Regions from separate parts of the Homo sapiens genome. Here region 2 is linked to region 1. Evidence: read pairs that join two places in POLR2A ChIA-PET (ENCODE). Cell type or tissue: endothelial cell of umbilical vein. All regions are shown on one strand. Region 1 overlaps WDR12 (WD repeat domain 12). Region 2 overlaps ICA1L (islet cell autoantigen 1 like).

Region 1 (4,000 bases):
TTAATAAACTCCCTCTCGGCTGTGCGCAGTGGCTCACACCTGTAATCCCAGTACTTTGGGAGGCCAAGAGTTCAAGACCAGCCTGACCAGCATGGTGAAACCCCGTCTCTACTAAAACTACAAAAATTAGCCAGCCGGGTGTGGTGGCACGCGCCTGTAATCCCAGCTACTCGGGAGGCTGAAGCAGGAGAATTGCTTGAACCCGGGAGGTGGAGGTTGCAGTGAGCCGAGATCGTGCCACTGCACTCCAGCCTGGGCGACAGAGCAAGACTCCGTCTCAAAAAAAACCAAAAAAACAAAAAATCTCTCTTTCATATATACATCTATTCTATTAGTCCTGTCCCTCTAAAGAACCCTAATATATACATCATATCAACAGAATGAAGGACAAAAAGCATATGATCATTTCAATTGATGCTGAAAAAGCATTTGATAAAATTCAACATCCTTTCATGATAAAAGCCCTCAAAAAACTGGGTATAGAAAAACATACTTCAACATAATAAAATTCATATATAATAGACCCCCATACTAAATGGGGAAAAAACTGAAAGCCTTTCCTCTAACATCTGGAACATGATAAGGATGCCCACTTTTACCACTGTTATTCAACACAGCAATGGAAGTCCTAGCTAGAGCAATCAGATGGAAGGAAGGAAGGAAGGAAGGAAGGAAGGAAGGAAGGAAGGAAGGAAGGAAGGAAGTGAGGGAGGGAGGGAGGGAGGGAGGAAGGGCATCCAAATTGGAGAGGAAGATGTCACATTATCCTTGTTTGCAGATGATTTGATCTTATATTTGGAAAAATCAATGATATAACGTTATATTTGATATAATCTTTATTTTACCAAAAACCAATTAGGACTGATAAATTCAGTAAAGTTGCATGATACAAAAATCAGTAGCATTTCTATATGCTAACAGCGAACAATCAGAAAAAGAAATCAAGAAAGTATTTCTACTTACAGTAGCCACAAATAAAATACCTAGGAATTAACCAAAGAAGTGAAAGATCTCTACAACAAAAACTATAAAACATCGATGAAAGACATTGAAGAGGGCTGGGTGCAGTGGCTCATGCCTGTAATCCCAGAACTTTGGGAGGCTGAGACGGGTGGATCACCTGAGGTCAGGAGCTCGTGACCAGCCTGGCCAACATGGTGAAACCAAGGCTGTACTAAAAATACAAAAATTAGCTGGGCGTGGTGGCAGGCACCTGTAATCCCAGCTACTCAGGAGGCTGAGGCAGGAGAATCGCTTGAAACCGGGAGGTGGAGGTCGCCATGAGGTGAGATTACGCAATTGCACTCCAACCTGGGCAACAAGAGTGAAACTCTGTCTCAAAAAAAAAAAAAAAAAAAAAAAAAAGAAAAGAAAAAGAAAAAAAGAAATTGAAGAGGACACAAAAAAATGGAAAGATATTCCAGGATCATGGATTGGAAGAATTTAATATTGTTAAAATGTCCATAGTACCCAAAGCAACCTACAGATTCAATGCAATCCTTATCAAAATACCAATGACATTCTTCACAGAAAAAAAAAAATCCTAAAATTTACATGGAACCACAAAAGAACCAGAATAGCCAAAGCTACCTTAAGCAAAAAGAACAAACTTGGAGGAATCACATTACCTGACTTCAAATTATACTACAGAGCTATAGTAACCAAAACAGCATGGTACTGGCATAAAAACAGACACATACACCAATGGAACAGAATAGAGAAGCCAAAACAAATCCACACATCTACAGTGAACTCAAACCTACACTGGGGAACAGCCAGTCTCTTCAATAATGGTGCTGGAAAAACTGGGTATCCATATGCAAAAAAAATGAAACTAGACCCCTATCTCTTGCCACATACAAAAGTCAAAACAAAAGGGATTAAAGACTTAAATATTTGTAAGACCTCGAACTATGAAACTAATACAAGAAAACATTGGGGAAACTCCCCAGGGCAGTGGTCTGGGCAAAAATTTCTTGAGTAATACCACACAAGCACAGGCAATCAAAGCAGAAATAGACAAATGCGATCCCATCAGGTTAAAAAGCACAGCAAAGGAAACAATTAACAAAGTGAAGAGACAACCCACAGAATGGGAATAATTATTTGCCAACTACCCATCTGACAAGGGATTAATAACCAGAATATATAAGGAGCTCAAAAAGCTCTGTAGGTAAAAATTTAATAATCTGATTAAAAATTGGGCAAAAGGTTTGAACATACATTTCTCAAAAGAAAATTCAAATGGCAAACAGGTAAATGAAAGGGTGCTCACCATCACTGATCATCAGTGAAATACAAATCAAAACTACAATGAGATATCATTTCACCCCAGATAAAATGGCGTTTTTCCCCACCCCTCCCAAGACGGAGTCCTGCTCTGTCACCCAGGTTGGAGTGCAGTGGCACGAGCTCGGCTCACTACAACTTCCGCCTCCCGGGTTCAAGCAATTCTCCTGCTTCAGCCTCCTGAGTAGCTGGGTTTACAGGCACCTGCCACCATGCCTGGCTAATTTTTGTATTTGTAGTAGAGATGGGGTTTACTATTTTGCCCAGGCTGGTCTCAAATTCTTGACTTCATGATCCACCCACCTTGGCCTCCCAAAGTGCTGGGATTACAGGCGTGGGCCACCACGCCAGGCCAAAATGGCTTTTATCTGAAAGTCACGCCATAAAAAATGCTGGTGAGGATATGGAGAAAAGGGACCCCTCATAAACCTTGGTGGGGATGTCAATTAGTACAACTACTATGGAGAACAGTTTGGAGATTCCTCAAAAAACTAAAAATAGAGCTACCATATGATCCAGCAATAGCACTGCTAGGTATATACTCAAAAGTAGAGAAATCAGGAAATCAATACTTCTACACAATGGAGTACTATTCAGCCATAAAAAAGAATGAGATCCTGTCATTTACAACAACATGGGTAGAATTGGAGGTCATTATGTTCAGTGAAATAAGCCAGGCACAGAAAACAAACTTTGCATATTCTCACTTATTTGTGGGAGCTAAAAATTAAAACATTGAACTCATGGAGATACAGAGTAGAAGGAGAGTTACCAGACACTGAGAAGGGTAGTGGGGGAAGTGAGAGGCAAGTGGAAATGGATGGTTAATGGGTACAAAAGAATTGAAAGAATAAATAAGATCTTGTATTTGATAGCACAACTGGATGACTATAGTCAATAATTTAATTATACATTTAAAAACAACGAAGAGTATAATTGGATTGTTTGTAACACAAAGGATAAATGCTTGAGGTGATGGATACCTCATTTACCCTGATGTGATTATTACACCTTATATGCCTGTATCAAAATATCTAATGTACCCCATAGATACACCTACCACGTACCTACAAAAATTAAAAAGAATATTTCTTATTCTAGTTCAAAGACTTGTTCAACAAATAGACTATATAACAGTTTTGAAATTTATAAAGGTAACTATGCATCAGAATCTCTATATATCCATGATGAAAACAAAAACAAGGAGCAACAGGAAATGCTATGTAAATATCCTTGAATATTGAATATTGAACTGTAACTAGCAATAAAAAGATTGCAAACCCTGTCCCCTCCTCCCCCACCCCAAGCCAATAAAGTTGCTCAAAAACATCACCTCAAATTTCACAAAAAAATTATGTGATTATTTGAAGACGAAGATGGGGAAAATACTACACATTAGTTTATAACTCTTACCTCCTCATTCCTCCAACTACGGTAGAGTCAGAAGAGCTCTGCAGCATTGGAAACATCTGCATAAAAATACACTTGCCTCTGGCTGGGCATGGTGGCTCACACATGTAATCCCAGCACTTTGGGAGGCCCAGGAGGGTGGATCACCTGAGGTCAGGAGTTCGAGACCAGCCTCGCCAAATGGTGAAACCCCGTTTCTACTAAAAGTACAAAAAATTAGCCAGGCATGGTAGCGGGCACCTGTAATTCCAGCTACTCTGGAGGATGAGGCAGGAGAATCACTTAATGTTTCATGTTTAAA
Region 2 (4,000 bases), 99 kb before region 1:
TATTCTCCCTTGCCTTTACCTATTTAGAAAAATTTTAAACCGTTAGCCAATCGGGTTCAGTTTAGATTGTGAGGTCTGGCTCCAGCCAATGGAGACAGGACACAGTAGCAGGGACAAGCTGTGTAAGGGATAAAAATTACTTCCTCCCTTTGTTCAGGTGTGCTCTCACCATTGTTCCATCTGCGATGAGCACCCTTTCTACAAAAAGTAAAAATTGTCTTACTAAGAAAATTAAATTTATGTTCAAATGCTGTTTCTTTGTGGCACCAAGAAACAAACATTCCTAACACCCCCTACCCCCAGATCCTCAAAATACATCAAGTAAAAGACTACAGGACAAAGTTGAAAATCCAATTTAACAGTGGAAGATTTTAAAACACATTTCTCAACACGTAAACAAAAATTAGTAAAGATATAGAAGACGTAGAGCAACACAAATAACAAGCTTGATTTAACAGATATAACCGGCTCCTGCATTCAACAGTTTGAGTATACATTCTTCTCAAGCAACATGAAACATTTACAAAACTTGGCTACTTTGTTATTCCCTAAAGAAAAAGTTCCAATAATTCAAATAATTAGTGTCATAAGAACACATTCTCTGACCGTGATGCAACTTGGTTAAAATCAATAACAAAAAGATGAATTTTTCTATTTCCATAATTTGGCAATTTCAGAAACACACTTCCAAATCACTCATGGTCATGAGTCATGGAAGATGGAATGAAAATTTTTAAATAACTGAAATTGAATGATAATGAAAATACTATATATCAAAATGTATGGACCTTCATACAATGGATTCATTAATAAAAAGGAAGGAAATCCTGATACAAGCCCCATCATGGATGAACCTCAAAAGCATTAAATGAAGTGAAAGAAGCTAGACATGACAAGACCACATATTAGATGATTCTACTTACAAATGTCCAGAAAATACAAATTCATACAGACAAAAAGTACAGTAGTGGTTAGCTAGGGGTGGGAACAGGGATTATTGCAAATGGGCATAAGAGAGCTTACTGAGGGGATGAAAATGTTCTAAAATTGATTAATGGAAATGGTAGTGCCACTCAGTAATAAATTAAAAATCACTGACTTATACACTTGAAATGAGTGAGTTTCATAATACATAAAGTATATCTTGATAAAGCTGTTTTAAAAGAAAACTTGTAAGATATAGGAAAATTAAAATTTTGAGGGAATATAGCCTTAAAGAAAGAAAGAAAGAAAGATGGCTGGGCATGGTGGCTCACATCTGTAATCCCAGCACTTGAGCAGGCTGAGGCAGGAGATCACTTGAGGCCAGGAGTTCAAGACCAACCTTGGCAACAAAGCAAGACAACAACAACAACAACAAACCAGAAAGAAAAACATCAAAGTAAAGAGAAGAAAATAATAAATATAGGAACTAAAATTTATAAAACCAAAAATATTCAATAGAGAGGATTAACAAAGCCAAAAGTTGGTTTGCTAAAAGAATAATAATAATAAACCATTGGCAAGATTAATCAAGAAAAAAGGGAGAAGGAACAAATGAATATCTGAAATTTAAAAGGGGAGATAACTACTGACATGGCAAAATTTAAAAGATAAAATAATAGCATGAATAGATGTTGAGACTACGGCAATGTTCGTTATATTTCCTTTGTGACTTAAAAAAAAGTTCTGTATTTGTGGGGTATAGGATCATACGCAAATGTAATTAGTTAACCTTTTGAACACATTTTGAAGCTAGGTTAGGTATACGAGTTCATGATTACAACGGTCTCTTACATTGTTTCTTTTATCCGTATGATCTATTTATGTGTGTACTTGAAAATACCTCGGCCAGGCACTGTGGCTCACGCCTGTAATCCCAGCACTTCGGGAGGCTGAGCCGAAAGCTCCAGCCAGCCAGCCAGCCAAGGAAGTGCTTACATCACCCCTCCTCCAATCCCAGGCAGTGCAGCTTACAGCTCCAGGGGAAACTCCTTTCCGCTTGAGGAGGGGAGAAAGGAGAGTAAAGGGGACTTTGTCTTGCAACTTGGATACCAGCTCAGCCACAGTAGGATAGGGGACAAGGTAGAGTCCCAAGGCCCTCATTCCAAGCCCTAGCTCCCAGATCACATTTTTAGACATACCCAGGGCCAGAAGGGAATGCGCTGCCCTTAAAGGGAAGGACCCAGTCCTGGAAGAATTTATCAAATCCTTCCGAAGGCGGATTGCTTTGAGCCCAGGAGTTTGAGATCAGCCTGGGCAATATGGCGAAACCCAGTCTCCAAAAAAAATACAAAAAATAGCTGGGTGAGGTAGCACACACCTATAGTCCCAGCTACTCGGGAGGCTGAGGTGGGAGGATCACCTGAACCTGGGAAGTCAAGGCTGCAGTGAGCCATGATTGCACCACTGCACTCCGACGTGGCTGACAGGAGTGAGACTCTGTCTCAAAAAAAAAAAAAGAAGAAAAGGTAAAAAAAAGAAAATATTTTTTCTTTTATTTATTGGTCACCTACTATGTGCTATGGAGTTTCTCAATATTACCTCTATCCCTAATGTCCCTGGTAAGATAGGCATAAATAACTCCTATTTCAGATGAGACAACTGAGAGAGCCATAAATGATGTTTTAAAAAGCCAGGATCCAAACTCAGATTTTTCTGTTTTCAAAGCCTGTACTCTTCCTTACCACAGTGGTTCAAATATATGTCGACTGTATATATAACATGTATTTATTTTTTAAAGATAACACAAATTTCAGTATGAGGGAAAACTCAAAACTTAATCATGCAACCCTATAAACTGGACTTTTGCGTTTAAAAGCACCTATCTTTGGGGAGAGGAGGCAGGGCAAGCTGGCTTAATAGAACTCTCCAGCCATCATTTCCCCCCTGTACCCCACAGGAACAACAAATTGAACAATTATCCATACAAGAAAGAACCTTCATAACAACCAAACATCGGGTGAGAGATCACAGTACCTGGTTTTAACTACGTATCACTGAAAGAGGCACTGAAGAAGATAGGAAAGACAGTCTTGAATTGCCAACACCACCATTCCACCATCTCTTGGCAGTGGCCACATGGTGTGGAGAGAGAATCTGTACTTGTGGGAGGGAGAGTGCAGTGATTGTGGGACTTTGCATTAGAACTCAGTGCTGCCTGCCACAGCTGAAAGCAACATGGGGCAGAATTCAGCCAGTACTCACAGAGGGGGCAGTTAGACCAGCCCCAGCCAGAGGGGAACCACCCATCCCACTGGTCAGAATCTGAGTTCCAGCAAGCCCCACCATGGCAAGCTAAAGCACTCTGGGGTTCCAAATAAACTTGAAAGGCAGTCTAGGCCACAAGTACTGCAATTCCTGGGCAAGCCCTGGTGTTGTGCTGGGCTTGGAGCCAGTGGAGTTAGGGTACATGTGACCTAGTGAGATACCAGCCAGCCAGCCAGCCAAGGAAGTGCTTACATCACCCCTCCTCCAATCCCAGGCAGTGCAGCTTACAGCTCCAGGAGAAACTCCTTTCTGCTTGAGGAGAGGAGAAAGGAGAGTAAAGGGGACTTTGTCTTGCAACTTGGATACCAGCTCAGCCACAGTAGGATAGGGGACAAGGTAGAGTCCCAAGGCCCTCATTCCAAGCCCTAGCTCCCAGATCACATTTTTAGACATACCCAGGGCCAGAAGGGAATGCACTGCCCTAAAGGGAAGGACCCAGTCCTGGAAGGATTTATCATCTGATGACTAAGAGACCCTGGGCCCTGAATAAACATCAGCAGCACCCAGGCAGTACTCACCATGGGACTTGGGTAAGACCCAGGGCTGTGCCGGCTTCAGGTGTGACCCAGTGCATTCTAAGCTATGGTGCCCACAGGGAGAGACTTCCTCTGCCTGAGGTAAGGAGAGGAAAGAGTAAAGGAACTTTTTATTGCAGCTTGGGCACCAGCTTGGCCACAGTGGGGTAGAGAACCAAGAAGTCACCTGGGGTAGTCAGTTCTAGCCCTTGGCTTCTGGATGGCATTTCTGGACC

The links. ChIA-PET counts read pairs that join two places held together with the same protein. Peaks named below come from ENCODE experiments on the same cell type or tissue, not always from the same donor. Only the 100,000 strongest peaks of a DNase experiment are listed, where the experiment ranks them.
Region 2: POLR2A ChIA-PET joins it to region 1 with 5 read pairs; 6 of 35 experiments call an interaction of 5 or more read pairs at or near these places.

The regions. Positions count from the first base shown.
Region 1 is chr2:202,902,800-202,906,799 of GRCh38, forward strand. All of the region lies in intron 2 of WDR12 (WD repeat domain 12), which reads right to left. Among named protein-coding and RNA genes, the nearest start is that of WDR12, 6.9 kb to the right of the region's middle. In endothelial cell of umbilical vein, no CTCF peak of the experiment used is centred here; no DNase peak of the experiment used is centred here.
Region 2 is chr2:202,804,219-202,808,218 of GRCh38, forward strand. The region is part of intron 9 of ICA1L (islet cell autoantigen 1 like); the gene reads right to left. Among named protein-coding and RNA genes, the nearest start is that of ICA1L, 66 kb to the right of the region's middle. In endothelial cell of umbilical vein, no CTCF peak of the experiment used is centred here; DNase peaks (open chromatin) are centred at 1,863 and 3,383.